Linked DNA regions of Homo sapiens: region 2 is linked to region 1. A link is an interaction called in ENCODE POLR2A ChIA-PET data of the cell type or tissue named here. Cell type or tissue: PC-3. All regions are shown on one strand. Each heading gives the region's core, and the rest is flanking DNA. Links, peaks and the distances in the headings are about the cores only.

Region 1 (5,385 bases), core at 192-5,191:
GGTTGGGGTGGACATAGTAGTTTTGAGATGCCAATTAGACATACAAGTGAAAATGTCAAGTAGGAAGATGGATATACCCCGCCTGGAGCCCAGGGAGAGGTTCTGACTGTACAGTGTGGTGGTTAAAAGAACACCCTGTGAAATTAGACTCACTGTGTTCAAATCCATGCTGTCACTTACTGCTGTGTGCCCTTGGGCAAGTTATTCCACCTCTCTGTGCCCAGGACATTTCATTTGCAAAATGAGGTGTTAAAAGTATTAAAGGAAATAGTACTTGCAATTTATGCCTGCCACATGAAAAATACTCAAATGTAGCTATTATTGCTAAAGTTTTCTCTGTTAGTAGTAACTTAGAGAAAGTACTAAAGACTGTAAACTAGATGGGATCACTGAGGAAATCAGTACAGATAAAGAAGAGGTTGAGGACACTTAACGTTCAGATAAGGAAGAGCAAAGGAAGGAGCCACAAACGAAGTAGGAGAGGAACAAGGACATTGTGGTGTCCAGGAAGAGAAGGAGCATTCCAAGAGGGTGACAAGTGTGTCAAATGAGGTTTAGTAAAATCAGGCCTGATCAGGACCTGCTACATAATTTGCAGGGCCTAGTGCAAAACGTAAATGTGAAGCTCTTATAGGAAAATAATTAAGAATTTCATAGCATTAAACTAAGCATGGGGCCCTGTGCAACTGTACAGGAGGTATGCCCACAAAGCTGGCCCTGGGCCCAAGAGAGAGGAGGTTCCAGCGGGGCTTCCTGGGTCGAGTAGGGGCTCAGAAAGCTGTGAAACTCACTCATTTCCTGCATCAGGACTTACTTTGGTCCTGGATAAATAATATTGAAGATATATACTTAAAATATTCCTAACATCAGAATTTGTCCATGTGTTTTCTTCCTCAAGAAAGTGGGATCAAAGCCAGAAAGGCATGGAGTCAGAAGAAAATAGGAGGGAGTTAATACATATTATATAACATATTACGACCCCCAAGGCAGCAGATCACTTCAGCCCAGAAGTCTGAGACCAGCTGGGCAACGTCTCGAAACCCCGTCTCTACAAAAAATAACAAAAAAATTAGCTGGGCATGGTGACCTGCACCTGTATTCCCAGCTACTCTGTGGGGGTGGGGGAGGCTGAGGTGGGAGATAGAGGCTGTACTGAGCCACGATTGCGCCACTGCACTCCAGCCTGCTCCAGACAGAGCAAGGCCCTGTCTCAAAAAAAAAAAAAAAAAAAAAAAAAACTATGAAAACCAACATTGAATTTCCCTCTTTACTTCCTTAACCTTCTTTCTTAGGAAAGAACTGTCCTACCAAACCCTAATACCATGATAATAAAATGTATTTGGTTATTGATGTCAGTGTTGTACTGTGTCAACTTGGAATTTGCTTTCATACATTTCCATTAAACCACACCCTATATAAACATTACCACATAATTTAAAATGTCAAAGCTTGTACCATTCATCTTCAACGGGTCTATTTCGAGATAAAATGTCAAAAGGGAGGAAATTAAGGGAAAACATTAACTAGTAATCTACCAGTTTAAAAAAACTATTTATGTTCTATAACAATAATCCATTGTTTCAAGAAATCCCTGTTGGCAGAAGAAAGAACAAAGCCCATGCTTACCTAGGTCAGTGCTTTGTCTCTGGAGGTGACAACAAAGAACAACAAATGGAAAACATGTTTGCTCTTTGTCTGTCACACAATGTCCAAATGGCCACCCGTCTTTGTGTCACCTTAAGTACCAATAACTTCCTTGAGTCAACTCAAGCTTTCTCACTCATTGATTTGACCAAAATCAGCTGCAGTTACTTAGAGGCTCTGTCTGGAACACTATTTTCTGAAAAGAAATGTTACCGTCTCCAGTTTTTTGTTTCTTACAAATTATCTTACGTATCTTTTCAGTTGGTAATATGTGTACCTGAAACAGAATTCCAATATTACAGAATTCCAACATTACAAAACAGCATTTAATGAAATCTCCTTCTAGTCCTTGGCAACCTGGTTCTCCTTCCCAGAAGCAACCAGCATTACTAATTTCTGGGGAATCCTTTGTGCTTATACAAATGTGTGTGTCTATTCTCATATGCTTTTTATACAAATGGTAGTATATTATTCTTGCTATTCTGCATTTTGCCTCTCTATCTTGCTTCCTCAGTCTACTTAGCATGATATATGTTGGAGACAATGTTTTGTTAATACCTAGAGCTGCCTCATTCCCTTTTCCCTCTTATTTTTGGTAAATTTTTATTTTGATAATTTTAAGCTTACAGAAAAATTACAGAAGAGTTCTTAGGTTGCTCTTTGTCTTTATTGACCTTGATGTTCTTGAAGACTATAGGCTTGTTATTTTGGTAGCATGTTTGTTAATTTTATTAGATTGAAGATATAATTTTGACAAGAATATCACAAAAGTTATGTTGTACCCTTAGCAGTGCATCATATTAGGGTGCACATGATGTCTCTTTGTCCTAATAGTGTTGATGTTTACTTTGATTGCTTGGTTTAGGTGATCCTACCTCTACCATGTAAAGTTACTATTTTTCCCTTTGGAATTAATTAGTAACTTGTAGCATAATATGGTTTGGCTGTGTCCCCACCGAAAATCTCATCTTGAATTGTAATCCGAATTATAATCCATGTGTTGGGGGAGGGACCTTGTGGGAGGTGATTAGATCATGGGGGCTGTTCTCATGATAGTGAGTGATTTCTCACAAGATCCGATGGTTTTATAAGGAGCTTCCCCACCTTTGCTCTGCACTTGTCTCTCCTGCTGCCATGTGAAGAAGGATGTGTTTGTTTCCCCTTAGGCTATGATCCTAAATTTCCTGAGGCCTACCCAGCCATGTGAAACTATGTGTCAATTAAACCTTTTTCCTTTATAAATTACCCAGTCTTAGGCGGTTCTTTATAGAAGTGTGTGAACAGACTAATAGATGGAGAGACAAGACTATATAAATATCGTCTTCCTCACCAAACTGTCACACACTAATTTTAGCATCCTTTCATAATTTTCTAACCCATCATTCTATGATTTACTACTTAATTGATGTTTAATTAGTAAGTTAATGAATATTTTAAAAATGTATTTACTGTTGTAAGGAAGAACCATCCATTTTCCTCCATTTATCTGTTTACTCATTTACTTATTTTTATCAGTGTGAATGCATAGATTATTTAATTCAACAGGTTATAATCCATAACTATCATTTATTTTGACTCTCAAATTGTTCCAGATTTGGCAAATGAAAGCCCCTTTAAAAGCTGGCCTCTGTGTCCTTTTGATATATTTCCATTCTTCAAATACTCCCTTATTTTCTAGAATTACACGATGTTCTAAGATGTACTTCTCCCACTCCAGCCCTGAAATGGGCCTTTTTTTTTCCCCTCCAAAAGCTCTGATTTCTTTTAATGGATAATGGTATTTAGAAACCAATATCTGGGCACAATGTTTGCTTATTGCTACTGGTGTGTCAGTGAACAGAGCTAAGGAGTAAGACAGAAATCTCAACGGGCAGAACTAAGAAATTAGCTATAAATAGAAAGCTATTATCTATCTATATGTAGGTATATCAATTGATATAGGTATTAAAAACCATGAGTTCTAATCTAACACCACAGAATACATTCTTGCCCTCCTTTTTTCCATATCTGTGACTCTCTTTTCCCACAATAAGAAACCTGGCTCCCATGCTCAATATATCTTTGCTCAATCCTAAAATACAAACAGTAGTTTCAGAATCATGGAACCACACCACTGCAAAAACAATCCCACTAACTAGAGTTCAGGATTCAATTTTGGTTTTTTTGCGACAGAGTCTCACTCTGTTGCCCAGGCTGGAGTGCCGTGGGGCGATTTTGGCTCACTGCAACCTCTGCCTCCCGGGTTCAAGTGATTCTTGTGCCTCAGCCTCCCAAGTAGCTGGGATTACAAGCATGCGCCACCACACTCAGTTAATTTTTTTTGTATTTTTAGTAGAGACAGGGTTTCAGCATATTGTCCAGGCTGGTCTCGAACTCCTGGCCTCAAGTGATCTACCTGCCTTGGCCCCCCAAAATGCTGGGTTTGCAAGTGTGAGTCACCACGCCCAGCCTGTTTCGTTTTTTTAACTGGGAGGCAATTAAATTATAGGTGGCTCCTTTTTGTTCTTGTACACTTCCTTTTGTTCTTTGGTAGCATGGGTCTGCTTGAGCTTGGAAATTAGTCCTAGGGCATGGCCCTTTCTTTCAGGTGTGGTCCTGATTCCTAAAGACCTGGCCTTTCTGGTGTCTCAACTCAATGTCTGAAGTGCTCAGAGAGATTTCCTCTTTGTTGGAGCTAGAGACCTAGACATCCAGCCCTGCATGGTCATTAGTATCATTCAGCTCTCAGTCTAGCAGTGAGAGATCCCTGGTAGTCTCACAGTTTCCCACTCTGCACATCCTGAGCTCAGCCAGGCTGTTACTCTGAGGCTGCTCTACCTCTCTGCTGTGCAGCAGGAAAAGTGCTCCCAGGAAGAAAGCCAAGGAGATCATCACCTTGCATGTTTTCTTTCTTGCAAAGATCATAGTTTTCACACTCTCTGTAGGTCAGTGCCTGAAAACAGCTAACTCACATATATTTTGTCCAGTTTTACAATTATTAGGTTGTGCAAAATTGCAGTTTTTGCTATTGATATTTTCAGCAACAAATTAGTTTCGTCACTGGAGGAAGAAATATGTTTTTATTCTTTTTTTTTTTTGATATGGAGTCTCATTCTGTCGCCCAGGCTAGAATACAGTGGCACAATCTCAGCTCACTGCGGCCTCTGCCTCCTGGGTTCAAGCAATTCTCCTGCCTCAGCCTCCCAAGCAGCTGGGACTACAGGTGCCCACCACACTGGCTAATTTTTTTTGTATTTAGTACAGACAGGGTTTCACCATGTTGGCCAGGCTGGTCTCACACTCCTGGCCTCAGGTGATCTGCCTACTTCGGCCCCCCAAAGTGCTGGGATACAGGCGTGAGCCACCATGCCTGGCCAAACAGTACATATTTTAGATAACTTTGTACATTTGAAATACATTCCCTCTCAGGCCTTTTCATTCCATATTCAAAATAATCCTGACTGGCCAGGTGCAGTGGCTCACGCCTGTAAGCCCAACACTTTGGGAGGCTGAGGCGGGTAGATCACCTGAGGTCAGGAGTTCGAGACCAGCCTGGACAACATGGTGAAATCCCATCTCTACTAAAAATGCAAAAAAGTTAGCCAGGCACTGTGTTGCACACCAGCTACTTGGGAGGCTGAGGCAGGGGAATCGCTTGACTCCGGGAGGCAGAAGTTGCAATGAGCTGAGATGGTGCCACTGCACTCCAGCCTGGGCAACAAAGTGAGACTCTGTCTCAAAAAAAAAAAAAAAAATTCCTGA
Region 2 (5,385 bases), core at 166-5,165, 74 kb before region 1:
ACATAGATTTATTATCTTATAGTTTTGGAGATTGCAAGTCCAAAACAGGATTAACGGGGCTAAAAACAAGGTGTCAGTAAGCTGCATTCCTTCTGAAGGCTCTAGGAGAGAATCCATTCCTTGCCTTTCCAGCTTCTAGAGGCTGTCCACATTCCTTAGCCCATGGCTGCATCACTCCAATAACTGCTTTAATTGTTATATCTTCTCTAATTCTCATGAATCCCTCTTTCCGTATAAGGACCCTTGTGATTATATGGGGCCCGGTCAGATAATCCAGGATAACCTCCCCATCTCAAGAGCCTTAACTTGGCCGGGCATGGTGGCTCATGCCTGTAATCCTAGCACTTTGGGAGGTCGAGGTGGGCGGATTGCCTGAGCTCAAGAGTTTGAGACCAGCCTGGGCAACACGGTGAAACCCTGTCTCTACTAAAATACAAAAGAAATTAGCCAGGTGTTGCGGCATGCACCCGTAGTCCCAGCTACTCAGGAGGCTGAGGCAGGACAATCACTTGAACCTGGGAGGTGGAGGTTGCAGTGAGCCCAGATCGAGCCACTGTACTTCCAGCCTGGGCAACGAGACTCTGTTTCTTAAAAAAAAAAAAAAAAAAAAAAAAAAAAAAGCCTTAACTTAATCACATTGGCAAAGCCCTCTTTGCCATGTAAGGAAACATTTTCATAGATTCTGGGGATGAAGACATAAATATTTTTGAGAGGAATGGTTGTTCTGCCTACCTCAAGGAGTGAATAAAGAGGCCCTGCTATCATGGTTATACTCTAGTGGGTGAAGGAGAAAAGTAAATATGTAGATATGTGATGTAATGCTAGGTGACAAGGGTTAGGAAGAAAAATAAAGCTAAGCAATGTGCTGTGTTATGATGTAGCTATGCTGATGCAAATTTTATGGAGAAGTGGTAAAGAATAAATTTTGGACGTGTTATGTTTGAGAGGCCTATCAGACTTTCAAGGGGAACAGTCATTAATACAATTGGAAATATATGATTCTAGATTTCTGTGGAGAAGCTGGGTCTAGAAATATAAATTTGGGAGTTACTGGCACGTAGATCTTTTTATCCATGGGTCTATGATCACTAGGAAGGAGCCAAACAAGAGAAGAGTTGCAGAGACTTTAGAAGGCAGGAGCAGGAAAGGTGACTGGTGGCCCTTGAGGTTGAAGACTACTGGCCCAGAAGTCAAGTGAGGAAAGAGCTTCCAGGAGGAAACAGTGATCACCAGGATCAAGTGCCACACACAGGTGGACCGAGATGAGTCCTTCGGACCCTGACATGAATGGAAGAGTGGGGATGAATGCTTGATTGGATAGCACTCAGAAGAATGCAAAGTGAAGAAATAAAGACAGTGAATCTAAGCAACAATTTTTTTTAGAAGACTTTTGCTATAAATGGGAGAAGAGCAATGAGACAGGAGCTGGAAAGGGATGAGGGGCCAAATGAGGTTTTCATTTATAAAGATGAGAAATATATCACAAATGTGTGCTGATAGAAAGAGCAAGCATAAAGAGAGCACTGATGACACAGGAGAGTGAGGGGATAACTACTCGATAAATGGGCTGGATAGACAGTGGCTGAGTGCCCATGGAGCTTTGTGTAAATAAATTTATGGTGAGACGAGCCAAGATGGCTGTCTAGTCAAATCCAGCCCCTTGGGTGTAGGTGTGAAGGAGCCAGAGAAACAGATTTAACCCAGGTTGGCATTTTTCTAGGTGAGGATAACAGAGGGAGAAAGGGACAAGACCATGGATGTAATGATGGACCACAGAATGTAAGTTGGGTAAAGGAGGCCCAGACACAGGGAGCAGGCAGTGTAAAGCAGGAGGCTTGCTGGATGGACGCCTTTCTGGGGCTGACGAATTACCAAAATGGGAGGACTAGAAGAGTGTTGGCCAAAGAGTGGGAGGCTTTACACTAAGTTTGCCATCAGCACAAAGGACTCGGATAGTCACAGAGTTCATCTGAGAATCTTGACAAAGAGGATGGCTGCCTTTCAGAAGTGACTCAGAGTTTTGCTCTAAATTTGGTTCGTTTCTTAAGATCAAAAGCCAATGTTGACTAAGGAGTGGATGGATCCATTAGGGAAACAGAAAAAGGAACTGCAGACTCACCCAGATGGGGCTGTCACAGGACCACAACAAAGAATTCATTTTCAATTCTTAACATTCTTGAAAACATAGGCTGTTGATCCTGAAGGAAAAAATGACAATTTTCTGTCTTCTGAACAGTGGATTATGTATCCTTGTAGGAACATACTCATCTGATCAAGTCTGATTGACTTAAAAGTATGACTAGGATATAATCAAAAAATGTCATGTGAAATTTTGTCCTCCAAACTAAATTTGCTGAATTAAGACTTGTTTGTCCCTCAGGAGAAAACATACATCTTTTTCTCAAAGAAAGAACCTTCAGCTTTGGGGATAAGATTTTATAGAGGACTTTGCTTTTTCTTCTTGAGAGCAAATTGGAAATTGCATTTTTATCAGAAGACTTGAAAAATATACCATGTAGCTATCAACTGAAATATCCAAATGATTAATTCAGTCACCTCGGAAAAGACAGCTGAGGCTACAAGTCTACTGTCTGTCTTTGTCTTTAATCTTTATTATAATCTCTAGAGAAACCTATTAATTTTGAAGCCATTAATGGGTAGTATACAGCTAGGACAAATGGAATCTGTATAAAAATTTCCTTCTATGTTTCACTTCTTATATGATTAAGAAAACACAAACCATTAATTCCTCAAAGGAGGATCTACTTCCTAATGCTGTATGCTGATCTAAAAGTGCACTGCACCAGATGGATCTTAATTAATGATACTCCAAATGAACATAACACCAACTTTCTGCATAAAATTTCCTGCAAACTCAAAAGGGAAAACAAGTAGCCATTACTTCTTTTGTGAACTGTGCCATTACACTTTGAAGGGCATTCAGAGTAAGGGATCCATCCTCATTATCTGTTCCATAACAAATTCAACAAGAATCTTTTACACAACATGCTAAGTGAATAAGGCAAAGATCTATAGTTATCTTTCACACTGTTCAACAAACCCCAAAGAAAAAAATAAGATATTTTCAGATGTAGTTTTAAAAGGGATAAAAGATTTTCATTTTCAGGCAGCTGAGTGAAAAATGTATTTAATATTTTTTCTAAAAAAACTTAGCAGACAAAGATCTATCATCTATTTTAAAAATCTAGTTCCATTGTTTTACTGGATGAAAAATGATTTCCTAACAATAATATAGGAAGCCAATCTAACATCAAACAATTAGATCTATGAAATTAATAAAAAATATTTAACCCTATGATAAAGATTATATAACTGGATACAGTTGAAAAACTGTGGCATAAAAATCTCCAGGAAGAATGACATTCTTTTTTTTTTTTTTTTTTTGAGATGGAGTCTCACTTTGTTGCCCAGGCTGGAGTGCAGTGGTGCCATCTCGGCTCACTGCAACCTCCGCCTCCTGGGTTCAAGAAATTCTCTTGTCTCAGCCTCCTGAGTAGCTGGGACTACAGGTGCACACCACCACACCCAGCTAGTTTTTGTATTTTTAGTAGAGACAGGGTTTCACCATATTGGTCAGGCTAGTCTCAAACTCCTGACCTAAGGTGATCCACCTGCCTTGGCTTCCCAAAGTGGTGGGACTATAGGCGTGAACCACCGTGCCCAGCCACAATAGCATTCTTAAATTGCTTATGAGTAGAGTATCAAATCCTTCATCATAAATAACAAAAAATAAGATTCTATGATAACATGATGCAGTTTAAATATTTTTCCTCCATATATTTTCACGTGTAAAATCATGTAGGTGTTTTCCTCCTTTCTTATTTTGCTGGTGGAAGAAACTCAGAAAGCAAAGATAATAAAAACAATGGCTATGTTTACATAGAAAGATTTTTTTTCCTATAATTACCATGGGGAAAAATGGCCCACCAAAAATAACATTCAAATTTAACCATAAAATTCAAAAATACTTTTCATAGATGCCATGAGTCAAAGAGAATATGAGCTAGATTCTTTTACTTTATAATCAGAATGATGAAGAATTATGATAATATATCTTTTCTCAAACACGCATATGCATGTGTGTGTATGAACATACACACAGATGAGTAAGCAGGAAGTTTTTTTCTTGTTTGTTTGTTTTTTTTTTTTGAGACAGAATCTCACTATGTCGCCAGGCTGGAATGTAGTGGCACGATCTCGACTCACCACAACCTCTGCCTCCCAGGTTCAAGCGATTCTCTTGCCTCAGCCTCCTGAGTAGCTGAGACTACAGGTGCACACCACCATTCCCAGCTAATTTTTCTATTTTTAGTAGAGATGGGGTTTCACCATGTTGGCCAGGATGGTCTTGATCTCTTGATCTCTTGACCTTGTGATCCACCCATCTCGGCCTTCCAAAGTGCTGGGATTACAGGCACAAGACACCGTGCACGACCGCAGGAAGTTTTTAAAGAGGAAGTCATGATACCACTAAAGCATGTCACTACATTATGACATACTTTATACGAAACAAAACCCGTTATGTTTCATAGCCATTAAACATGATGGGCTTTATCCATTTAAAATTTCAGTCTCAGAATTTACCAAATAACCAGCATGATTCAAATAAGCATTCTTTGCTGGGCACAATGGCTCATGCCTGTAATCCCAGCACTTTGGGAGGCTGAGATGGGTGGATGACCTCAGGTCAGAAGTTTGAGACCAGCCTGGCCAACATGGCAAAACCCCATCTCTACTAAAAATACAAAAATTAGCTGGGCTTGGTGGCATGTGCCTGTAGTCCCAGCTATTTGGGAGGCTGAGGCAGAAGAATCACTTGAACCTGGGAGACGGAGGTTGCAGTGAGCCGAGATCGCTATACTGTATTCCAGCTTGGGCGATGGAGCAAGACTCAATCTCAAAAAAAAAACAACCAAAAAAAAACCCAAAAAACAAAAAAAACAAGCATTCTTTTAATGATGCCTCTTGATAAATGAGGTGCAATTAATGTAGATCATCTCTTTATCATAATCATTATCGAATACTATGGAGCAGCAGTTTACGGGTCACCCTGTGGGACCAAGTGTCTGAATCAATCAAGTCAAGATTCTCAAATCCAGATTTCTGTACTGGATGCTCCACACCCAACTCCTGTCTCTTCCTGTCCTAATAAACAGTGCCATTATCCAGCCAGCAGCCAAAAATTTGAGAGATATTCTTGACTCTTCCCTCTTCTCCCATGTACAATCAGTAAACAGAACTTATTGACTCTCTTCAATACCTCATGAGCCAGTCTCCTCTCTTCATCCCCTATGCTACAGCACTCGATCAGACAGTTGTCACCTCATGTCTGGATTACTATTACAATAGCCTCCTAATCCTCCA

The links. Peaks named below come from ENCODE experiments on the same cell type or tissue, not always from the same donor. Only the 100,000 strongest peaks of a DNase experiment are listed, where the experiment ranks them.
Region 2: POLR2A ChIA-PET joins it to region 1 with 8 read pairs; 2 of 35 experiments call an interaction of 5 or more read pairs at or near these places.

The regions. Positions count from the first base shown.
Region 1 is chr12:89,506,055-89,511,439 of GRCh38, forward strand. The region is part of intron 2 of POC1B-DUSP6 (POC1B-DUSP6 readthrough); the gene reads right to left. The region is part of intron 2 of POC1B (POC1 centriolar protein B); the gene reads right to left. Among named protein-coding and RNA genes, the nearest start is that of GALNT4, 16 kb to the right of the region's middle. In PC-3, for the core only: no CTCF peak of the experiment used is centred there; no DNase peak of the experiment used is centred there; H3K27ac peaks cover 955 bases.
Region 2 is chr12:89,431,794-89,437,178 of GRCh38, forward strand. All of the region lies in intron 9 of POC1B-DUSP6 (POC1B-DUSP6 readthrough), which reads right to left. The region is part of intron 10 of POC1B (POC1 centriolar protein B); the gene reads right to left. All of the region lies in intron 1 of LOC105369889 (a long non-coding RNA gene), which reads left to right. Among named protein-coding and RNA genes, the nearest start is that of DUSP6, 82 kb to the left of the region's middle. In PC-3, for the core only: no CTCF peak of the experiment used is centred there; no DNase peak of the experiment used is centred there.